Regions from separate parts of the Homo sapiens genome. Here regions 1 and 3 are each linked to region 2. Evidence: chromatin loops called from intact Hi-C (ENCODE). Cell type or tissue: HCT116. All regions are shown on one strand.

Region 1 (8,000 bases), 190 kb after region 2:
GAGTAGAAAATATTTAATTACTATATTTATTTTCTGCTGTATATTTTCATCATGAGGTAAACTCATTGTGGTAATAACATTGAGTACATTGCTATATGCGCAGCGTTTAGATGAGTGCTAGGATGTAGTTGGACAAATATTCAATACATATTTTTTCAGTTAACAAAATGTCACATTACAGGTGTGTACATATGTTTCTAAAGTCAGCGAGCTGTCGTCTCAATCATATTGCCAAATGCCATCAAGAAAGAATCACCTGGAAACAAACAAGGCCACTGTAGCTCTTGTTAGAAACCACTGGATCTTGTAAGCTGGAAACAGAATACAGAATAGGGACTTCACAACACATACACACACACACACACACACACCCCACATTTGTGAAAGACAGTATGAGGCACAGAAAGTACCTGGCTGACCTGAGCCTGGTCTGTTCACCTTAAAAAAAGCATCAGTTGAGAACTGACTCGGGGTGGGGGAAAAGCACCCACTCAGTTAACTCTAGATCTCAGGCCAGATGCCTGTTGGTGTTCAGTGAAAGTTCACTAGGCTTCCAGTGAAGGCATGACCATGATTTCCAACAAATGACACTACTCATGATATCAGGAGTCTCTCTGGAGTACAAGAATTCAGTTTGAATTGTCAGCAGCAAGAGGTGTGAATATGTACAAAGTCATCTTCTTGGAGCCTCAGTTTCTTTATCTTTAAAATGAGGGTAATAAGACCCACTGCAAAATGGAATATATATATCTGGTACACGTAAAATACAATATTCGTCCTTGAGGATGCAAAGATGACTTCAGCAAAGTCCTTGTCCTCCAGTATATATATACACATACACATATACATACATATACATACATATGTATGTATATGTGTATATATATATGTGTGTGTGTGCGTGTGTGTATGAAGTGATTTTATTATCTTGAATAATAGTATTATATTTATCCTGCATTTCAAAAAGGTAGATTAGTTTAGAAAGAAACTATTTTGTGGGTATGAAAAGCAAAACTTGATCCTTCTGTTGATACTAATTTATTTAACACCAAGTTTGTGCAAGGTGCTGTGATATATATGATGTATATGATGTCATATGATATATGATATATGATGTATATTTAGATATATGTGTATGCATGTGTGTGATATACATGATGCTTACAAATATATGAATTATATATACAGGTTAATATACAAAAGTTTATTGACTTATTTACGTACATATATATGGATTGATCTTCAAAACATCATATTGAGTGGAAATATCATGAGATATGTTAACATACAATCAACCTGGGAGGTGGAGGTTGTGGTGAGCCGAGATCGCACCACTGCACTCCAGCCTGGGCAACAAGAGCAACACTCCATCTCAAAAAAAAAAAAAAAAATGTAGGTACACAAGACAGCAATAAATAGTTCACATTACTACACACAAAGAGAAACGTGCATTTTAAATACATTAGAATGGCTACCTATTAGGAATGCCAATAGAAGTGGAGTCTGGGAATAAAATACATAAATGAAAAAATGTTTTCAAGTGTTCTTGCATGGACTGATGATAATACACCCAGACTGAAGAATAAGACAACCTCAAACCTCTCTTCACTCCCACCCTCCACAGGAAACCAGCACAGTAAACTTACCTGTTCTAACACTTGCTGTTATTGACAGTTAAGGGCGGAACATGAGGTAAGGCTGTGAGGTGATCTATCAGAGCTATTACTGATGTCGTCCATATTCTGGATCTTTATCCAAAGCTTACTGGCTCTAGGAAATAGAAGTCTGACAAGCATTATGTACATTTCATTTTCCTCATGTCACCTTCAGAAGCTGAAGAAATCTTGAAAGCCTTGGACTGCTGCCATCAGACATAACTAGCTGCCACTGCATTACCTTCCTGACTGTGCAGTAATTAAAATTTGCATCTTTACTGGATTGTTTTTAGAGTTAAGAAACGCATTTCCGTGAATGAAACTGGACACACAAGGCTACACAGAATATGATTCTATTTACATAAAATATCTGGAAGAGTTCGTCTCATTAAGACAGAAATCAGATTAGTGGTTTCCAGGGACTGAGGAGAGGGAGGGGTGGGGAGTGACTGCTTAATGGATTTTCTTTTGAGGTGAAGAAAATGTTCTGGCACTAGATGGAAGTGGCGATTGCACAACATTGTGAATGTGCTAAATGCCACGAAATTGTATACTTTAAAATGGTTAATTGTTATGTTATGTGATCTTCATCTCAATTGAAAACAAAAAGAGGAAAAGGAGAAAGGGACTTTCCGCATTCTAAGTTCTTAAGAAAGTCCTTTCTCAGTGAAAGGATGACTAAGGTGTTATGCATAGGTCAGTTGAGTGCTGAGTGGGCAGGGGGCGGGGTGGAGAAAAGGCCACAGGCACAAGTAGAATATAGGAGGATGAGGTGTAGAAAGTGCTGCAGTGGGGACCTTTCCCCATACTGATTTAGGGTCCCACTAATTCAGCAAATGCTCTTCTGCAGCTCTCCACACTGCAATTGACTCCAGCATGCATACTATACCCACTTCTCGTGAATTATCTCTTTTCCCAAAGGGGTGCCCATTCCCTGAAGGCTAGACCTTCAGCTCTTTCCTGTGGCACAACCTCCCCCAAGGCTTTATCCTATCCTGAGGCCAATCCATTCGAGCCTCTGGTGCAAGCAAAACACAATATTCGTCCTTGAGGATACAAAGATACCTTCAGCAAAATCCTTGTCCTCCAGTAGGACCAAGTCTATGTGGTCTGGATTCCCGTGATCTCCCTGAGCTCATCCACTGCAGCTGCACTGGCATCTTTGCTATGCCTCCTGAGTGCCTGGCGTGCTCTGGCCCTAGACCCTTGCTCTTGTTATTTTCTCTGTTTGAACAACTCTTCTTCAAGTCTTTGTTCCAATCTCACAGGGGCCTCTCCTCACCATTCTATTTAATAATACACCTTGCTTCTTCCCCTCACTGACTTCTCCCCAATCTCCTATACCCTGCATTACTTACCAGATCATATATCCCTTCCTAACATAAAGTATTTTATGTAATCATTATGTTTATTATTTTTCCATCTCCTGCTGCTGGAATCTCAACCTCAGAATAGCAGAGTCTTTGGATATTTTACTCACATTTTAATCAAAGGCCTAGAATGGTTCCTGCTGAAAAACAACTGTTGCTCAATAAATATTTGCTGAAAGATTTAAAAGCCCATGGTTCAATTTAAGCACTTTCCTTTCTCTATCAATGTGAAATTTGAATACAGCAAGTTTCCGTAGCTGCCTCTGACAACTTTGCTAAGAGTCTTCTTTGCTGTTACCTAAGAGGAGATTTGAATATCCACATTCAGGTGCTGGGGATATCACATTCGAGCTATTGTACCCTGGCCACAGGCCCAAGGTGCCAGACTGCACATCTCTCCTGCTATATTCACCTTTGAACTAGACCCTCTCTTAGGGCAACAGCTCAGCAGGGAGCACCCTCTGAGGAGTAAGGGGGCTAAGTCTCTCTTAAAGACCCTGAAAATACTGCCGGTGCTGGTTGAAAAGCCCTGGTGATCTGTGATAACCATAGTGACAGAAAACTCCGGGAGTTTTATGGAACCTCATTGCTAAATTTCCTGCACAACTGTTTCAGCACAGTGAAGCCCATGATTCAGCAATTGCTAAATGGCACTGGTCACTTACTAGGTGACAAAAATGAGCCCATGGGGGTACAAAGGCAAAGCTCAGGTGAATTCTATTGAGTCTGCCAGGTCCTATCACCAAATATCCCTGTAAATGGAGTGACATTGCTAGGGATGCTCTACAGATTACCTCCATCAAAGATTCAGATAACCATTGTTATCTGATTATTATCCAATTAACATCCTAACAATTGCTGTGAACATAAGGAGGTGAATAAAATATAGACTTCTGCCCTCAGTTAGTTAATCTAAGGGTAGTGGAGTGTTTGTAAAACTTTTACTCAAAATAGAGAAAAATAAATACCATTACATGAAAAGGTAAGAGAAACTTCTGTGCCTTAACCTCTCACTTTCTACTGGTATATATTTGCATAGTGTAGTTTCTCAAATTGTGGTCCCTAGGCCTTCATCATCTTGATACCTGCAGATGAATATGTAGTAGTATACAAACTCTAAGGCATAGGCCTGGACTTCTTGAAACATCTTTAGAAGCTGGGCCTTGAGGGTGTGTATTTTTAAAATTTCCTCATGTGATTCTTATATTAAAAGTTAAGAACCAGTGTTATGGTACGTTATAATTGATCACACTTGCATATATAGTTTATTATTGTGCCTGACAATTATAAGAAGAGCAGGCGAGATGTATCTCCATTTTGTGGATGAGCAAATTGAAACTCAGACATGGTAAATCCAAAGTTATACAGTTAGTTCACGGCAGAGCTAGAATTAGAACCTGGACTACCCGATTTCACATTTAATCCTTGCCTTACCCCATGCTGGCCTGTTTCTCTGTTGAGGAAAAAAAATGAATCAAAATGTGAAATGACAGACATTGTTTCCATAGGGAATAAGTCTTTTTCATACAAGCAGGGGCAAATTTTAGTACCAGGAGAAACACTGCCACCTTGTGGCCATGTGGAAGTGAAGCACAGCCTTGTCTGTCATTAGAGAAGTTGATTCCTCCCAGCCCCCACCAACCTCGCCGCTGCCTTGGTTGCACTGCTTTCAGTGATGGATTTGTGTTGAGCTATACTCACTCTCTACTGATGAAGCTGACGAGTCCTCTGGACTTTGGCCTTTGGTTTTGTAGCTAAGATTTTTTCTCCTAGCTGAGGTTAATTTACTCATTTAGGGCTGGGAACACGAGGTCATCATGCCATGCAATAGCCAGCAGAGCCAAAACCATTCATCTCGGTGGATACTTTCTGCAGCTGACACATGTCTAGCTTTCTAGAACTTTGGCCCTAAAATGAAAATTTTAAAAATATATATATATATATTTGTCATAGTTACAAAATCTTCCTGAAGAAGCCAAGGCTGATTTCAATGTTGGGAAGAGGGACCGCCATCCCTTTCAATTCCCAGGAATATACAGAGATAAGAGGGACTCTTCTCCATTCAATTTCAACACACTAACATCTGGAAATTCACAAGAAAATCTTCATGGGGGGTTTCACTTGGCAGACACATGATACAGACCACAGAATTACGTGGAGGGCCCCAAACACAGCTAGTGCTGTATGGCTAGGCGGACAAAAACATGAAACATTCAGCCTTCAAGATAACAAAAAAGTTTGCTCAAGCCATCCCAGGAATCTGTGGAAGTTGTCAGCTATTAATAAGTCCTCAGTTTGGGCAATCTTTACAAGTACTTCTCCTGCCTTGAATGTCAAACCTCCCAAGCTGCTGTATAAGTAAAGCCACAGTCAGTGACTACCCCCACATGAACAGGCTTCAGGCTGTTCTTGATCTCCTTTCCTCCAATCTCTCTGCTCCTCTTTCTTGCTCCTGCCAGGGAACCTTTAGCAAGACCTTCGTTTCGTGAGATTTCAGATCCTTGGTCACTTTCCTGACTTCACACACTAAGTCAAGTCCTCCTGTCATGCTCCCACATTACATTTTCTTCTAATGACATCTGCCAAAGTTGTGTTTAGCATTTAACTGTGTCACTATCCCATTAGTGTCTGCCTCTTGACTAATGGTTCCAGGAGGTAACCATGTATATAAGCCAGACCTAGTACAGTGCCTGGCACAGAGTAGAAATACAATAAGCATTTATTGAATGAATGAACAAACCCATAAACAGGGCTAATTTTGGTTCAATAACTTCATTTTTATTCCCCTCAAGTCACATCTTCCAAACCATATCTTTGATGATCTTTCTGCTGCAGCCTCCAGAGTGAATCTGATATTATTTGTTGTTTAGCATCTCCAAGTTGCTGCTGAAACCCTATCTATCAAACTCAAATTTCAAAGTAGGAAGAGGATAGACACAATTTTTTAGTCCTAGCAGGACGTTAAAGATTGCAAGTGTTCTTAACAATAGCCTCCTGATTTCTTAGAATTTTCTTTGTATAACTTTATGCAAGTTAATTGATATTTTCAGCCCTTGTCTCCTCTATCTGTAAAGTGGGGATAACAGAACCATTGGATGGAGTAGTCAGATAACATACACTCAATTCTTTTCCATTAAGTCTGATGTTAGTCAATGGTTTTTCCTAGATGCCTTTCACCAAATTGAAAATGTTCCCTCCTATTTCTAGTTTCATAAAAATTTTTGTCATAAGTAGATATTGAATTTTGCCAAACACTTTTTTGTGTAAGCATATACGATGGTACATAGTAGGCACTCAATAAAGTTAATTTCCTCCCTCTTTAATTAAGTACTTTCTTTTTTTTTCCCTCCTCCCCATAACTTACTGGCTAGCTGTTTGGCCAGTATTGAGTCATATGGAAACGACCTTGTTCTGTTGGGAGAAGCTCCAGAACCTATACCTTTGAACTTGGCTTAGACTTATACTGGAAGTTGAGAGTTAGAGAGGCCCAAAGCCCCAGACAGGGCCAACCCAAGTGTATCTACCTAGAGAAGTCCATTTCAACATCAACCTCTTCTCTTTCATCCTTTGTCCAGAGCTCTCCCTTTCCTCAGCCATCTGGAGACACTCTGTTCACCTGAGCCTGCTAACACAGCAGACCTATGCCCAATTCCTGGGGCATGGCCTCCTTGCCCTCCCCCACCAAGTCTTTAGTTTAAGGTTAAATAAGTCAAGTAAGAACTAAAGTGTTCATGACCCATAGTGGTTAAATGTCTTCACATTCTTTAATAGCATTTGTATTTCAGCAAAATAAATTATGATAACATTTGTATTTTACCAACATATGATACCCCAAAGCAGTGAAATACTATGTACCAAAAAAGAATATTATTGTATTAGTCTGTTTTCACACTGCTAATAAAGACATAACTGAGACTGGGTAATTTATAAAGGAAAGAGGTTTAACGGACTCACAGTTCCACATGGCTGGGGAGGCCTCACAATGATGGCTGAAGGCAAAAGAGGAGCAAAGTCATGTCTTACATGGTAGGAGGCAAGAGGGTATGTGCAGGGGAGCTCCCCTTTATAAAACCATCAGATCTCATGAGACGTATTCACTATCATAAGAACAACATGGTAAAGACCCATCCCCATGATTCAGTTACCTCCCATCACGTCCTTCCCATGACACATGGGAATTATAGGAACTACAATTCAAGATGAGATTTGGGTGGGGACACAGCCAAACCATAACAATTATATTTAAAAGGAATATTAAAAAGAAATTATTTTTATTTATTAACATGGAATAGCAACCATAACCCATTGTTGAGTAAAAAGCATGTTATAAGCGTGTATGGTGTGATCACCTTTCTTTAACTTTGTGTGTGTGTAGATATCTAAAAATTCACAAGAGTTACCTTTGAACAGTGGGATTGGGATTAATTTGCACTTTTTTTTTTTTTAAACAGATCTCACTCTGTTGCCCAGGCTGAAGTACAGTAGCATGATCTTGGCTCACTGCAATCTCCGCCTCCCAAGTTCAAGTGATTTTCCTGCCTTGGCCTCCTGAGTAGCTGGGATTACAGGCACGTGCCACCACGCCCAGATAATTTTTGTATTTTTAGTAGAGACGGGGTTTCACCATGGTGCCAGGCTGGTCTCGAACTCCTGACTTCAGGTGATGCACCCTCCTCGGCCTCCCAAAGTGCTGGGATTACAGGCATGAGCCACCACACCCGGCCTTTTGCACTTTCTTTTTAAAACTGTTTTGTATTGCTTGAATTTTCTAGCTGACTATGTACTGGCTTCATAATCAGGAGGAAAAACAATGATATACTTGCTGGGTTGTACTGCAGATTTAGAAACACACAGTTGTTTGCACCTCATGTTGTCTCAGGGATGAGTTAGATATCTTTTCGCTCATTAATTTGTATGATCATTTGTACAGCAAATTTTTCTTTGATGCCTAGACCTGTAAAATTAGTCAAACATA
Region 2 (8,000 bases):
TTCTCCTGCCTCAGCCTCCCGAGTCGTTTTATTATTTTAAAAAAAAATTTTTTATTGAGGTATAAGTGACATAGAATATTTAAAGTATACAATTTGATATATTTCAGTGTTTGTATACACCTGTGAAACCATCACCATAATCGACACAGCAAATATATCATCATCCTAAAAGGTCCCTGCTGCCCCTTTGTGATACCTCCCCCCATCCCTCCCCTCAATCCCACTGATCTGCTTCCTGTCATTGTAGCTTAGTTTGCATTTTCTAGAGCTTGCATGAGAACAGTCATGCAGTTTATACTTGTTTTTGTCTGGCTTCTTCCACTCAGAATACTTGTTTTGAAATTTTCCTATGTTGTGTATGTCAGTAGTTCATTCCTTTTTATTTCTGAGGATCTGCATTTTTAAAAAATCTGCCTGGTAGATTCTTTTGCTCCACCAGGTTTGGGAGCAGACCTGTTCGGGACATCCTGATACTTTCATCTCCTTCTTCAGTTGCCCCAGGAACTCTAACAGTGCTATAGTTCTCCTTTCCCTGGGGCTCGTCTCTAAGGAACTAGGAAGAGCCTGGCCTGAGGCTCCTGGTCCTTTATAGTAACTAGAAGGCTGAGAGTTAAATGTCAGTTCCTCAGGGGCAGAGTTTGTTGTGGCCTAAAAGAGGGGCATCTGGAATGCAAATAGTTCATGACGTGCTGAACAGCACATGCTTACCACTTAAGGAATGCCCCCAAACCTTCAAAAATCCTCAAATTCACAAAGATTGAGGATTTTCGTTCTTGGTTCAGGTCTCTGCTTTTCTCCTTGGTCACATTTATGCTTATAGTCACTTGTTTTCTTCATATACCCTGTCACTAGAATTCCCCTACATTTTTGAGGATGCCTAGGACCTCTTACCTAATGGACATTTTCCTAAAAGGCCCAATGTCTGTCACCTCATCAGTTATTGCACCCCCAGAGATGATGGAGGGTGACTGAGCTGGCTGGAGGCAGATCCTGAGCTTTCCCACCAGCTTAGTGACTGCCAGCAGCCCACACACAGTACACGCCAGGCCTCAGCAAAGTACAAATGGCCACCAGACCTGGGATGTCAGAGGCCCTTGGGAATGTTGAAACCAAGGCTGTCCTAGGCCAACTCTATTTTATATTACAGACCTGTGTTGCTTCACCCTTCTGTGTCTTGGGCCTCCACTGGGCATGGGGTTTGCAGTAGAGACATTGGATCGGCTATCATCTAGGCTACTGGTCTTGTTCCAGCCCTCTTATCCAGCAGCTTGCCAGGGTCAAAGGCTGCAGGGTGAGGGCCAGAGCACTGCTCTGTGCCCCATTTGTGACCTGGTGACTTTAGATTCTAACTACCCTGGAATATACCTCCAGAATATTTGCAAAGCCCAGATTTGCTGTACAAGGCAGCCTGGGCCTTTGCTCTTCTACCCGCTGTACCATCTTTTGTCAGTAAAATGGTTGGTTGCTTTGTGCAGCCATTGTATCGGATCTTCCCTTTGGCTTTCCCTCCTCTGGGCTGTTGGCCAGGGGCTGCCACTGGTGCAGGCTGCAGGCTCCAAGAGGCAGTGCAGGAAAAGGCTTCTGTGGAAGCTGGGCAGGCCTGGATGCCGGGCAGGCTGGGGCTAGAATTCAGGTGTGGCATTAGAGGGCTCTTATGGTATGAGTTTGGGGTTGACCTTAAAGGCCATTTTGTTTACAGTCCATTCAGAAGTTTACTTTTTGTTTAAATAATTAGGATTAACTTGTTAATAAATTCCATACCTTGTTCTTTAGCGGGATTTTAAATATAGCATACTCATCTTTCCATTCTCCTTATAAACCTGATGAATTTCGGAGCTCCCCAGAGCCAAGACTTGATATTACTTCTCACTTTCTCACTGGCCCTGCCCAGAGCCCAGGTACTCTCACCTGTTTGAAGAAGGCCATCCCAGTGTAGTTTTCCAGTGTTGTTCTGACCTACCTAAGGTGCTATTAAAAATACTGGTTCTTGGGCCTGTCTGAGACCTGTGGAGACTCTGAATTCCTAGGGCTGTGACCCTGGGATCTATGTTTGAGTTAAGTGCCTTAGATGATTACGATGTGCTCTTTTTTTTTTCTTTAAAGGAAAAAACATACTTTTGGTAGGCTTTTAAAGAACACTGTAAAAAGGATATTCAGTATAATTTTTGTTAAACATGTAATATGTTTTATGAAATTTTAGAAAATACATGAGTGAAAGAAAAATGACTTGTATGTCTAGCACCCAGCAATAGCCACTATTAATATTTTGGTATAATCTTACAGTTTTGTAATATAATCATTTCCATTACAAAAGTCAGATCATACTACATCTGCTTTTATGTAAATTTTCATTTAAAGAAATGCCATTATATTTGTTAGATACAAGTTAAGCTGTTGTATTAGAGACCCCAAAATACAGCTGCTAAATAAAGAGTTTATTTCTTTCTCATAATAAAGTTCAGAGAGAGGTGGCCCAGACTGATGATAGAGGGGGTTTTGGCTGTGTTCCATGAGGCCATGCAGGGACCCAGTTCCCTCCATACTATAGCTCTGCCATCCTCGGGGTGTTGTCCTCTTCTGCCTGGTTGCAGCCCGGTCACCTCCATGTCTCTTCCAACTCACAGGAAGGCAGGGGAGAGGGAGCTCAGGGCAAGTGACTTTGTGCGAAGGAGATAGCTTAGAAGTGAGCGGTATGGCCATAGCCTGGCTGCTCGCAGGAGGATGAGGATGTGGTTTCTATCTTGGCAGCCATGTACTTAGGGAAAGCTTTAGGGATTCTGTTACTGAAAGGAAGAAGGCAAGAATGGGAATGGGTGGCAGTCTCTGCCATAATTAAAAATGCCTTTCCGGGTCAGTAACTAAAGTTTTAAAATATTTGTCATAAAGGGCAGTTTCTGTTGCTTGAATTTTATTATCATTTTGTTTTTTGCAGTGATAGTTGTTTTGCAGTCATAAATCATCTGTCCTTATATGTTAGAGTGTTTTCTTAGGATGATACATTTATAGCAGTAGACTTAGTAAGGGAGAGGGTAGGCATAGCTTTAAGACTTCTAATACATATTGTACTTTAGAAAAGTTGAACCCGTTTACATTTTTATTACCATTCAAGACCTAAATATAATTTTTAAATGTCATTTTAAAACGGTTTATCCTAATACTATAGGCATTTCCTCCTGATCATTATCTACATATACTCTGTGATATGATTATCACAGAAGTATAACCTTAGTGTATATTTGGTTTCATTTTTTTCCACTTAGTATTATTTATGAGATTATCTGTAAGCCATTTTCTGTTTGTATTTTATTTATATTTATGACAGTGGCATACCCCTTGTGTATATTTATGTAACATATTTACCCAAATATCTATTATTTGAAATGGTAAGTTTTGGCCACAAGGTGGCGCCCGGTAAAAAGAAATGCCCAGACATTCTCTTCAAAACTGCTTTTGGTTTATGTGAAGTCTGTTCTTATCAACTGCATACAATTCTACTGTTTGATGTAATAAAACACAGAGCGAGATGATATACTACAAGGGATTGTTACTTATTAAAATTGGGCTTTAGCTTATTTCCAGGTTTTTGTTACTGGAAATCATCTTAATACTTTTCTTTTGAAATATCCTTTCAAGTGGATAGCTTGAAGTCCTAAGTGACTTAGCACAAAGTCAAATTTAGAACTTCAGTCTGAGCTATAGGCAAGTTTCACCTTTGTATTCTGTGCTCACGCTGGTGCTTCATATGAATGCTGAAGGACATGTGACAAAGTGATGAACTGCTGTCTGTGTTCAGTGGCAGAATAGTTTGCATCAATATATTTTCACTGACAAAGATGGGGAACAGATGTACCAACAGGTGCTGTGAATCCAAATTTTGTTTTGCTTGTTAAATATGCCACAGGTATTTAATATCAGTCATTTGCAACGGCAAAAACAGATGCCAAATATTTCTCCTGTAACAATCCCCTATAGTATATCATCTCACTCTGTCTTTTATTACATCAAACAGTAGAATTGTATGCAGTTGATTAGAACAGACTTCACATAAATCAAAAGCAGTTTTGACAAAGAATGTCTGAGCATTTCTTTTTACCAGGCGCCACCTTGTGGCCAAAACTTACCATTTCAAATTCATTTGGCTTGCCAATTTTGTGTTTAATTTTTGACATACATTTAATTTGAGAGTGTAGAGGAAATATGGATTTGCACTATTTTGAATTTTAAAAATAAGTGACATTTTGCTAATATTTTATATTATACTATTTTAAATATGAATAAATGTAAATTTCAATACAATTTCAATTTCATGGCTCTAGTATCCCTAACTAGTTAGAATTGTGCTGGCATGCAGTACTACTTGGTGATTATACTGATACCAGTACTCAAGAAAAAGTGTTTAATCAATACCATCATTAAAATTTGACTAATATAACTAGACAAGTAGAATGGGTAAATAGAAAATATACAGTCATCCCTCAAGTATCTTTGGGGACTGGCTGCAGACATCATCCCCAAACCAAAATTCACAGATACTCAAGTCCCTTATATAAAATGATGTAGTATTTGCATATAGCCTATGCATATCCTTTCATATGCTTTAAATCATCTCTAGATTACTTATGATGCTTAATACAATGTAAACGCTATGTAAGTAGGTGTTACACTGTTTTAAAATTTGTATTTTTTATTGTTTTATTATCTTTTATTGTTTTTTTCCAAATATTTTCCATCTGCAAAATATCACTTGGCTGAATCCACAGATACAAAACTGGATATGGAGGGCCAATTGTATATTATAATTATTTTATCTATATATATCCATCTCTCTCTCTCTCTCTCTATTATATATATATATATGTATATATATATGTAGCTACCTATCTGTCTACCTTTATTTCCCAAGTAAAATGACTAACTCTTTGAAAAAGCTTAGGATGCAAATTTCAGCAGAAAATGTCAGCATAAAGTTCCGCTAGCAGGAGCAACTGTTGATCTAGTATAATTGACAGCATATGTGCATAGCTGCTTTCTTGTGTCAGGTGGTAGCTGCTTAACAATCATACAATGAGAAATTGAGTCATTCAGTAAAGCAGGACAAAACCATGCCATCTCATTTAAAATAATGCCTTGGAAATGAAGAGTAAATCTGGATATTGGTATAAAGTTGATTTCCGAGGTTGTGGCTAGCTCCAGCAACCTATGATGTTATCTCTAACTTTGGTGTCAGATAACTCTTTTCCAAATTATCTTCTTTTTAGGCTGTTAAATTCCAAAAGTTTCAAGCCTTTGACTGGGGAAGCAGTGCCAAGAATTATTTTCATTACAACCAGGTAAAGTTTTTAGTCTTTTCATTAAAGGGGGCCCTGAAAACTCATCAAGAAAGCCAGCCTGGCCTATCAGGATTCTGGCCAGGCTCAGGTGCTGTGGGAAATGTTTGCAGGAGTTGACTAGTGTTTGTTTTCCATCAGTCCATTCAGAACAATCCAAGCTTTGTAGCTGGTGTTGTGGACTGGGCCTCCTCTCTTTGTCCTTTCCCCAGCTCTAAATAAGAATCATCACTGTTATGCATTACTCAGAGTAATCACGAACATAGCCTGTAGAGTCAGACAGTCCTATGTCTGTTATCTGGTAGCTATGGGGCCTTGGCCAGATTACATTGCTTAAGCCTCTTCCCTGCACTAATAAAATTAGCATTTTTGAGCATGCTAAATGCACTGAAGTGTGAGGCACTTTGCTCTGTTTTTTAAATTTAATTCCCAGAGCATCTCTGTGATGTAAACGTGATTATCTCTGACTTAAACATGAGGACAGTGAGGCTTAGAGAATTTCTGTGACTTGTCTTACACCCAAAGGGAAGAAGTAGGAGGGCATGACCCCAAACTCTTTCCAGCCACTATTGCCTTGAGTGTACTACCTATGGAGTACAACACCTTCCTTGCCGGGGATTAAACATTCATTTTGGTGCCCAGCCTACGGCAGCAGCTCCACAGCTAGTGGCGATTATAATTAGCATTCTCTCATTTGGGGTTAGATTTCTTTTTTTGTGCCGGTAATGGCAACTTGAAAAGATACTCAAAGAGATTTTAAAAATTTAGTCTGTTAGTCAAACTTACTAGACAATGTTTAATGGAGATTGCGCTTATTGTGATTTTGAAAATTAAAACAACAACAACAACGAGGCTTTCTCTGGTTCCTTTTCATTGTAGAGTTATCCTCCCACATACAATGTGAAGGACATGCTTGTGCCGACTGCAGTCTGGAGCGGGGGTCACGACTGGCTTGCAGATGTCTACGACGTCAATATCTTACTGACTCAGATCACCAACTTGGTGTTCCATGAGAGCATTCCGGAATGGGAGCATCTTGACTTCATTTGGGGCCTGGATGCCCCTTGGAGGCTTTATAATAAAATTATTAATCTAATGAGGAAATATCAGTGAAAGCTGGACTTGAGCTGTGTACCACCAAGTCAATGATTATGTCATGTGAAAATGTGTTTGCTTCATTTCTGTAAAACACTTGTTTTTCTTTCCCAGGTCTTTTGTTTTTTTATATCCAAGAAAATGATAACTTTGAAGATGCCCAGTTCACTCTAGTTTCAATTAGAAACATACTAGCTATTTTTTCTTTAATTAGGGCTGGAATAGGAAGCCAGTGTCTCAACCATAGTATTGTCTCTTTAAGTCTTTTAAATATCACTGATGTGTAAAAAGGTCATTATATCCATTCTGTTTTTAAAATTTAAAATATATTGACTTTTTGCCCTTCATAGGACAAAGTAATATATGTGTTGGAATTTTAAAATTGTGTTGTCATTGGTAAATCTGTCACTGACTTAAGCGAGGTATAAAAGTACGCAGTTTTCATGTCCTTGCCTTAAAGAGCTCTCTAGTCTAACGGTCTTGTAGTTAGAGATCTAAATGACATTTTATCATGTTTTCCTGCAGCAGGTGCATAGTCAAATCCAGAAATATCACAGCTGTGCCAGTAATAAGGATGCTAACAATTAATTTTATCAAACCTAACTGTGACAGCTGTGATTTGACACGTTTTAATTGCTCAGGTTAAATGAAATAGTTTTCCGGCGTCTTCAAAAACAAATTGCACTGATAAAACAAAAACAAAAGTATGTTTTAAATGCTTTGAAGACTGATACACTCAACCATCTATATTCATGAGCTCTCAATTTCATGGCAGGCCATAGTTCTACTTATCTGAGAAGCAAATCCCTGTGGAGACTATACCACTATTTTTTCTGAGATTAATGTACTCTTGGAGCCCGCTACTGTCGTTATTGATCACATCTGTGTGAAGCCAAAGCCCCGTGGTTGCCCATGAGAAGTGTCCTTGTTCATTTTCACCCAAATGAAGTGTGAACGTGATGTTTTCGGATGCAAACTCAGCTCAGGGATTCATTTTGTGTCTTAGTTTTATATGCATCCTTATTTTTAATACACCTGCTTCACGTCCCTATGTTGGGAAGTCCATATTTGTCTGCTTTTCTTGCAGCATCATTTCCTTACAATACTGTCCGGTGGACAAAATGACAATTGATATGTTTTTCTGATATAATTACTTTAGCTGCACTAACAGTACAATGCTTGTTAATGGTTAATATAGGCAGGGCGAATACTACTTTGTAACTTTTAAAGTCTTAAACTTTTCAATAAAATTGAGTGAGACTTATAGGCCCAAAGAATTGTGTGTATGTTTTTTCTCTTTTATTTAACAGTCATCCGGTTCTTCCCTTTCTCTCTTGGCAGTACTTGGAACTCTTCTCAAGGTTAATGTGTTTACTCCGGGAAATGAAGGGCTACCAAGTAACGAGTGATTTTTAAAAATCATTTTTTTGTATGCCACAAGAGGGCACTCTTGGCTTTGCTTGCAAATCTTCCCACGCTCTCTTCCCTCACTACTTTTTCTTTTCTTTTCTTTTCTTTTCTTTTCTTTTCTTTTCTTTTCTTTTCTTTTCTTTATTATTATTATACTTTAAGTTTTAG
Region 3 (8,000 bases), 380 kb after region 2:
CACTGAGGCGAAATATTGTCCTGGTCCTTACATGATCGATTACCTTCTAAACATCAACCCCTTTCCTAGCCTCACTTCCCAGCCAGATCGGATGAATCCATGTGTCAACCAACAAATGACTTTTATCCATGTTCTGGGTGCTTGACCTTATGGAAGCCTAACTTCAGGAGGGTTACAGTCTAGTTAAGGAGACTACATTTAACCCACTAGCTCATTTAAGGCCAATGAGCTGCTTGAGGTTCTGTATATTTCCTGCTGCAGGTAGGAAAGATGAAAGAGATTTCTTGGAGATGAACCATGAGATGGGCCTTGAAGAATAGATAGCACAATTTAAAAGATAAGGATGGCAAGCCAGTAGCCCAAACATAGAAGTGAGGAAATTGACCTGACCAGAGATGGGAGAGCTTGCAGAACAGCAGTGGTTTATACACAGTTGGCCCACTGAGGGGCACTTTAAAAACCAGGTAAAAGTCATAGATACCTCACTTTCTAGGAACTTGGGCACATTACACCCCATTTCAATACCAATTAGTGCAATTTAAAAAGATAAAACAAGATTATGTGAGAGAGAGAAAGTTCCTGGGCTGGGAGGCTGAGTGGTCAGGGAAGTCCTCTCTGAGGAGGTGATTCATGGGCTGATACTTGATCTGGCCTAGCAGGAAGCCCGCCATATAGGTCACATGCAAGTGTAAAGGCCAGAAGACAGAAATGAACCTGGAATGCCCCAGAAATCACCACAAAGTTGTGAGCAAAAGGGAGATTGATAGATGAGGCTGAAGAGAAAAGTTAGTCAGTGGGCCCTATCAATCCTGTGTCTTAGCTTTTCAGGTTGTCCAGAGCACGGCTCTAGGGAGCGCTGTTCACAGGTTAGCCCATGGGAACTCATGCACCCTGCTGGTAAATACTCCTTCTCTTCAATCTCCTCCTCGCCTACTAGTCTGTTTTCCTCTGTGCCTTCACTGAAATCTGGCTTTTCCTGGGCATTATGACACCTTCTCTTATGGTGGCTGCTGATTCAGTCTACTTCTTGGTCACCGTTGTTTTTTGACCATGGTTCAATTTCTTACTTGAAATCTCTGCTTATGGCCCTTTCTCTACATTCTCCCTTCTGTCCACTGTATTCCAGGGCCCACTTCCACCTCCCTGGAACACAAGTTCCCCTTTCTTTCTGTCCCCCGGGGTCATCCTCAGTGACCTCAACATCCATAAGCTTCATTCTCCCTTCTTGACCTGTGTTTCTACTCCAAATCAGATACCCAACAAGGCCACCCTTGACTTCTCATCCCTAGACAGAGTTTATCTGTAACATCTCTCTGATAACTTCTAAACTGGTTACTTTTCTAATAGACCACATGTACGAACTGTGCTCTGATCCTTCTCTGTGTTTCTATTTGCTTGTCTCTCTCTTTTTGCAAGTTCATTTGTCTTTATCTGGCTTACATATGATGCCCATTAAGACTGAATTTAATGGTAAACCACTCTCCTCTCATTTCTCTTGCCTGACAGACATGTTTCCTAATCCTTGCTCTTGCCCTCTTCACTTTCTGTACTCTTCCCTCATCTAGGTTTGCTGAAGAAAATCACAAACTCACATGGCAGGCTCAGTCAACTCTATCTTCTTACTGTGTTTCTACAACCTGGTTTTCAAAGCCATTTTATATTTTTATTCATTTCATGTAGACAGTTTTAATTACGATGGTCCAAAATCTTCCCCATCATGCTCAAAAGTCTCATCTACCCTTGTCTCAATCACATCTCCTGTCATTAATCCATTCATCTTTTTAAATGTCAATGCTATTTATTTAGTTATTGGATTAGTCTGTTCTCATGCTGCTAATAAAGATATACCCAAGACTGGGTAATTTATAAAGGAAGAAGTTTAATTGACTCACAATTCCTCATGGCTGAGAAGGCCTCACAATCTGGCAAAAGGCAAATGAGGAGCAAAGTCAATCATGGCAGCTGGCAAAAGAGAGCTTGTGTAGGGGAACTCCCCTGTATAAAACTATCAGATCTAGTGAGACTTATTCACTATCATGAGAACAGCATGGGAAAGACCCACCCCTATGATTCAATTACTTCCCACTGGGTCCCTCCCATGACATGTGGGAATTATAGGAGCTACAATTCAAGATGAGATTTGGGTGGAGACACAGCCAAACCATATTAGTTATCTAGATGTATCTATTTATTTATGACAAATATATAGTAGTATAATGAATGAAGATCAAACCTCTGACTTTCTGGCAAAAATTTCAGTCAGTCTAAACTTCTTTCCATCCATGTAGCTCTCTTTTCTCCCTTGCTTTGGCCTTAGAGCCAGAATTTTCCTTCTATGTAGGAGACTAATGTTTCCATCTTAATGCTCTCTATCCTATCATCTCTTCACTCTCTTTGATCAATTATCTACCCTCTCATAACCACTCCTGTCCATCTTCATTGGCTCCTTATGCTTTAATAATTATAAGAGTAGCTAACATTAATTGAGGGTTTACTGTGACTCAGATCTGAGCTAAGTGCTTCATCTGCACAGTTACATTTAATTCTTTCTGAAACTTATAAAGAAGGCATGATTATCAAAAGCAGAAGGAAACTTAGCATGAAGAGTCTAGGTAACTTGTCCAAATAACATAGCTGTTAAGTCGCAGAGTTGAGATTGGAACCCAGAGAGTTTGTTTCCAGAGCCTGGATTTGTAACCACTTGATGACACCACTTTGCCTACAAACGTGTGGAACGTTGGCTGGACACTGCTACCCCCCTCTTTGAAGTCTCTAGCTTTCCCTAACAGCTTTTTCACTGCCAAACTGACTACAATTCCTCTCCAATTGCATCCTCTAATTCTTCATAGACAATGTGCTCAGGCCTCTGTATTCTTCCTTCAGCCCCATCACTGTATGAAAATTGGCCTCTGCATGGCTGCTAATGATCACATTCAATGATCTTTGTCTTCCTTCTTGAAACTTTCACTTCTTTGCCTTTGAGTCTTAACGTTTTTCTGTTTCTTCTGCAGACTCTCTGATGACACTTCTTATCTCTTGGTGGATATTGCTGATTCTAGGTCAGGTTGGAGAAGGAGTCTGGATGTATAACCAGTATAACCAGCAAGTCAGTGCCACAAGTGGACAGATCAATATCCCGAATACAGACTGTAGCTTAATTTTGGACACAAATATCAAATGCGAAGTCTTGTAGCCAGAAGACATTTTGAAGGCTGATTTTTAAGACTAAAGTGATTGGAGATAGAATGTACGCATTCTGCAGTCATTCCCCTTGATTTGACTCTTGGCCATGCCAGTTGTGAACTATGTCACTTTGGGCAAGGAAAACAATTTCCCTTAGTTTCATCTGTGCAAAACAGGTATATTAATACTACTTTAGAGGGTTGTTGTGAGGATTAATATAGAATAACTGAGCTACTCAATAACTGTTAGCTCATCTTATAATTTCTTCCTTCTCTTATTTACTCACTAAGTACATATTGAATGCCTACCATGTGCCAGGCACTATGTTATGGGGGTACAATGATGAATCAGTACAGACAAAATGTAGCCTCATGTAGTCACAGTGCCCTTATATAGCTTACAGTCTAGCTGGGGAGATGGCTGTTAATAACACACATACCTTTATTTAGATCAAGGGTGTGGATAAGACAGTGGTAGGAGATGAAGTTGTAAAAACGGCATATGGAACACGTGAGATTGAAAGAATTGTGTGCAATAGTCTTGGTGAGAATGATGAAGATCTGAAGCAGTACTTTAGCAGTGAGGATGGACAGAAGGGTTCTGAGACTATTAGGGGATAGAGTTATTATAATAATTTCCCAAGTGTGTTTCTTCTACACCCAGGGTGCCCCCAAATTACAGAGCTTAAGGGGTTAAAAGGGGTTTATGATAGCTTTTCCAGCAACCCAAATGGACAACCTCTTCTCTTTTTCATACCTGGCTTGTGAACCAGCACTTTCTATTGGACTTCCCTTCTGCCCGCTGTCAGTGCTTTTCTTACGCTGCGCTGCCCCCTAGTGGAAACCGCAAGTTCATAACAGCATGGAGTCTTCAGCGTTAGTGCGACTCTCACATTAAATTATAGTCATGCACCACATGATGTCACGATCAGCAATGAACAGCATATACAGCAGTGTTCCTATAAGATTATAATGGAGCTGCCCTATACAGGTGTACCATTTTATCTTTTACGCTATATTTTTACTGTATATTTTTATATGTTCACCTATGTTTAGATGCACAAATACTTACAATTGTGTTACAACTGCCTATAGTATTCTGTACAGTAACATGCTGTATAGGTTTTTAGCCTAGAAGCCACAGGCTATACCATATTAGTAATAGGCTCTACCATCTAGGTTTGTGTAAGTAAACTCTGTGATGTTCCCACAATGACAAAATCACCTAACAACACATTTCTCAGAACGTATCCCTGTTGTGAAGTGAAGTATGACTGTACTTGTGCATCTCAGCCGAGAAGGAAGACACTTAGCTTCCTGGTAACTCTGTGTCTTGGATCTAGGAAGCCTAAGAAAGACTAAAGATAGGGTTAGTATTTTACATAATATTGCTCAAATGGGGTTGAGAAAGCCCTCAAAAGCACTGAGTGACTCTTGCAGAACAACTCCCCATCTTTTCCTCTTCTTCTTTTTAGTTAGCTCTTAGTAAAGACTTTGAGAAGCCTAAGCAGAGAGCTCCTGGAGGTCTATGTTACCAGGCAGGTAACATAGATGAGTGAAGAGAACCAGTGTAATGTGATGGCGAGTGGTGGGGACTGTGGAGAATTGGAGTCACTGCCACTAAGCACCAGTTATTTGGTATCCTACAGGAATATGGGCCCAGTGTTAGCAAAACTTTCTCTTTTTTTTCTTTCTTTTTTTTTCTTTTTTTGAGGCAGAGTTTCGCTGTGTCGCCCAGGCTGGAATGAAGTGGCGCGATTTCGGCTCACTGCCGAATCAAGCGATTCTCCTGTCTCAGCCTCCAGAGTAGCTGGGATTATAGGCACCAGACACCATGCCCTGCTAATTTTTTTATTTTTGTATTTTTAATAGGGATGGGGTTTCTCCATGTTGGCCAGGCTGATCTCGAACTCCTGACCTCAGGTGATCCACCCACCTCGGCCTCCCAAAGTGCTAGGATTACAGGCGTAAGCCATCGCGCCCAGCCAAAACTTTCCATTTTTAAAGAGAAGCTGGAAAGCCAGATTAATACATGAAATATTCTAGTTTTTTAAATGTTGTTAAGTTATTTAAATATTTGAGAAAAGAGAAAAAGAGCTCTAAAGCCACTTGTTTCCAAGCTATTCATGGTAGACCACCAATTTCCAAATGCTTGATGAGTAGTGCTCACTGCTAATCACTCCATTATTAAATTTTCACTAGTTTATGGTAAAATCTTTTAAAAGGACAATAAAATGAATTTTTCTATAAAGCTAACTAAATCTACCCAATATAAAGAACTGCTTTCCCCCTGGTGATTATATTCTTACATATTTTGTTAAAATACCCTTCATTTATCTTTGTATTTGTTAAAATATCTTTTATGAAATAATAGTATTGTTTTAAATACATTTAATTGAAAAATTAAGAGTTGGTGACTTAACACTGTCTTGTTGCATTTAGTTTTGTTTTACTTATTTTTGAACTCCAAATGACTGGGCATTGCTGCTAGGACAATGGCAAGTCACTGAAGGTTTTATTTAAGCACTATTGTGTTGACATAACCCTGGACTCCAGCAGTGATGTGGAAGATTTGTTGGTTGAGACTAGAGTCCCAGAAATAATCGAATATGAAAACCCAAGGGAACTTCTGCCTTACTCCTTCATTTAATGACTGAGGACACTGAGATACAGTAGGGAAGTGAATTGTCCACAGTCACCGGGGGAGGTAGTAACAGAGCCACAATTACATCCTGTTTTTCTGACATGAGACAAGTGTTTCAACTGCCCCAGTCCTTTCTGCATCAGCCACACAGTATGCTGAGACACTGAAGTGCCCAACTGTTGGAAAGCTTAGTAAAGGGAAGACTTCAGGATAACAGAATAGGTGATTTGTGAAATTGTGCATTTCTAGTGAAACTTAAAGCCCATGTATCATGTTCATTTCATTTTTAAGGTACAGAAGTTTGCCTTTAATTGCTGCTGAGTTAATTTTCTGTTAGGATGTTTCTTTCATGAGTAGGCCTTTAGGTTTAAGAGTATAACATAGTTCACTTATTGTGATATTTGGCTATGTTAGAACCTCAGTTTATTAGCAAATACACCCACTTGACTTTCCCCTTGATACGTCCCAGTTTCCACAGGTGCTTATGTACCTACCCATACCAAAAAATTTTTTTCTTGTCATTTACTCTGTGTATGTGTGTCTCTGTCCTATTTCCCCACTTGACAGATACATTTTACATGGATAAGATAACATATTTTATTCTCTGGTACCTGTGACTGGCACACAGCAGGGATTTGACTTGATTATTAAAGAATGACAATTGCAATAATGATAACTTTCATACACTAAGCACCATCCATATGCCAGGTATTACTCTAAATGCTTTTTAAAAGACATCATCTGAAGATTAGTCTAAAAATATTCAGTGTTTGCCTCCCATGTGCTGAGTGCTGTGTTGAATGCTGGAGAAATAGCAGTAAATAAAATGGGGTTTACGGCCTGAACTTCAGTGCCTTCCTTCTCAGCACTGCCTCAAACCTCTCCTGATTCATGCTAGCCCTAAATACATGATTGTACATAATTAAGAAAAGAATTACAGTATGTCAGTTGCTGTGAGGGAGAGATACTGAATGTTGGGAGTAAGAAAAGACTTCTTGGATAAAATGAAAATTAAATTATGACATGAAGGGTGAGCTAGGTGTTATTCAGAAGAAAGGCAGGTGGTGTGTTTTATGCAGAGAGAGTATTCAGGGCAGAAGCCCAGATGGAAGGTACCAAACATGGTTTGGTTCAACCAAACTTTGAAGAACAGAAGTCGAGAAAGGCTGGAGCAGAGGAGGGAAAGAGGACAAGATCATGCTACCTGAAGTCTTGCTATTAAACTCCCATGGTGCCTTGTGAAGCTCTGTATAATGCTTTTTATAAACAGCATCTAATCAAGTGTAGTTAACCATATAATTTGTATATTATTTGCCTAAAAAACTGTCTTTTCTGCTCTGTTGAGCTCCTTGAATACAGGGTGCTATGTAGGTCTTATTTCATCACTAGTACTGCCCTAAACTCCTCCCCATATGCTTGTTTTCTATTTTATCTTTAGTAAAGATAAAGATAAAGACATTTTATCTTTAGTAAAGATAAAGATAAAGACATTTTGTCTTTACTAAAGATAAAGATATTTTATCTTTAGTAAAGATAAAGATAAAGGTATTTTGTCTTTAGTAAAGATAAAGATAAAGGTATTTTGTCTTTAGTAAAGATAAAGATAAAGGTATTTTATCTTTAGTAAAGAAAATGAATGCTTTTCCGACAGGCCCACCTACCTGTAAGCACTATACATAGTTTCCTTACTGAGTTGAATTTGTAGTATTTCATTTATTTATTCATCCATTTGATGGACATAAGTGTGTGCCAAGAAAACTTAGGAAAATGTAGGAGGTTCCTCATGGGCTAATTCTTGATCTAGACTTAAAGCTAGGCATAACTGAGACCAAAAAATCTCACCTGCAAAGCAATATATTACAATTTTAAAACATTTAAATTTTAATGTATTGGGTTATGACTTTTTTTTCGTTTTTGTGGTTTAATTATGCCAGTATTTCAAAACCTGCTTTTGTTTTTCCCGACCCAGCCCATCTGCCAAGCAGCCTATCAGAATGACTTTGGACAAGTGTGGCGGTGGGTGAAAGAAGACAGCAGCTATGCCAACGTTCAAGATGGCTTTAATGGAGACACGCCCCTGATCTGTGCTTGCAGGCGAGGGCATGTGAGAATCGTTTCCTTCCTTTTAAGAAGAAATGCTAATGTCAACCTCAAAAACCAGGTGAGGTCATGAC

What was found. A loop is a pair of places that touch in the nucleus more often than their neighbours do. Peaks named below come from ENCODE experiments on the same cell type or tissue, not always from the same donor. Only the 100,000 strongest peaks of a DNase experiment are listed, where the experiment ranks them.
Region 1: it touches region 2 in a loop (7-fold over the local background); 106 of 110 quality-filtered maps call a loop at or near these places.
Region 3: it touches region 2 in a loop (7-fold over the local background); 80 of 110 quality-filtered maps call a loop at or near these places.

Annotation. Positions count from the first base shown.
Region 1 is chr10:89,026,620-89,034,619 of GRCh38, reverse strand. No RefSeq gene overlaps it. Among named protein-coding and RNA genes, the nearest start is that of MIR4679-1, 33 kb to the left of the region's middle. In HCT116, a CTCF peak has its summit at 4,601 (motif pointing left); DNase peaks (open chromatin) are centred at 1,879, 2,279 and 4,589; H3K4me3 peaks cover 878 bases.
Region 2 is chr10:89,213,268-89,221,267 of GRCh38, reverse strand. It overlaps LIPA (lipase A, lysosomal acid type), which reads left to right. Exons shown (of 10, transcript NM_000235.4): 9 at 5,259-5,330; 10 at 6,207-7,696. The coding sequence ends at 6,440. Among named protein-coding and RNA genes, the nearest start is that of CH25H, 10 kb to the right of the region's middle. In HCT116, CTCF peaks have their summits at 3,412 (motif pointing right), 4,097 (motif pointing left) and 7,857 (motif pointing right); DNase peaks (open chromatin) are centred at 3,427 and 4,097; H3K27ac peaks cover 350 bases.
Region 3 is chr10:88,831,822-88,839,821 of GRCh38, reverse strand. ANKRD22 (ankyrin repeat domain 22) reads left to right here. Exons shown (of 6, transcript NM_144590.3): 2 at 7,796-7,987. Among named protein-coding and RNA genes, the nearest start is that of ANKRD22, 16 kb to the left of the region's middle. RefSeq lists an enhancer at 3,723-3,872. In HCT116, a CTCF peak has its summit at 4,018 (motif pointing left); a DNase peak (open chromatin) is centred at 4,011.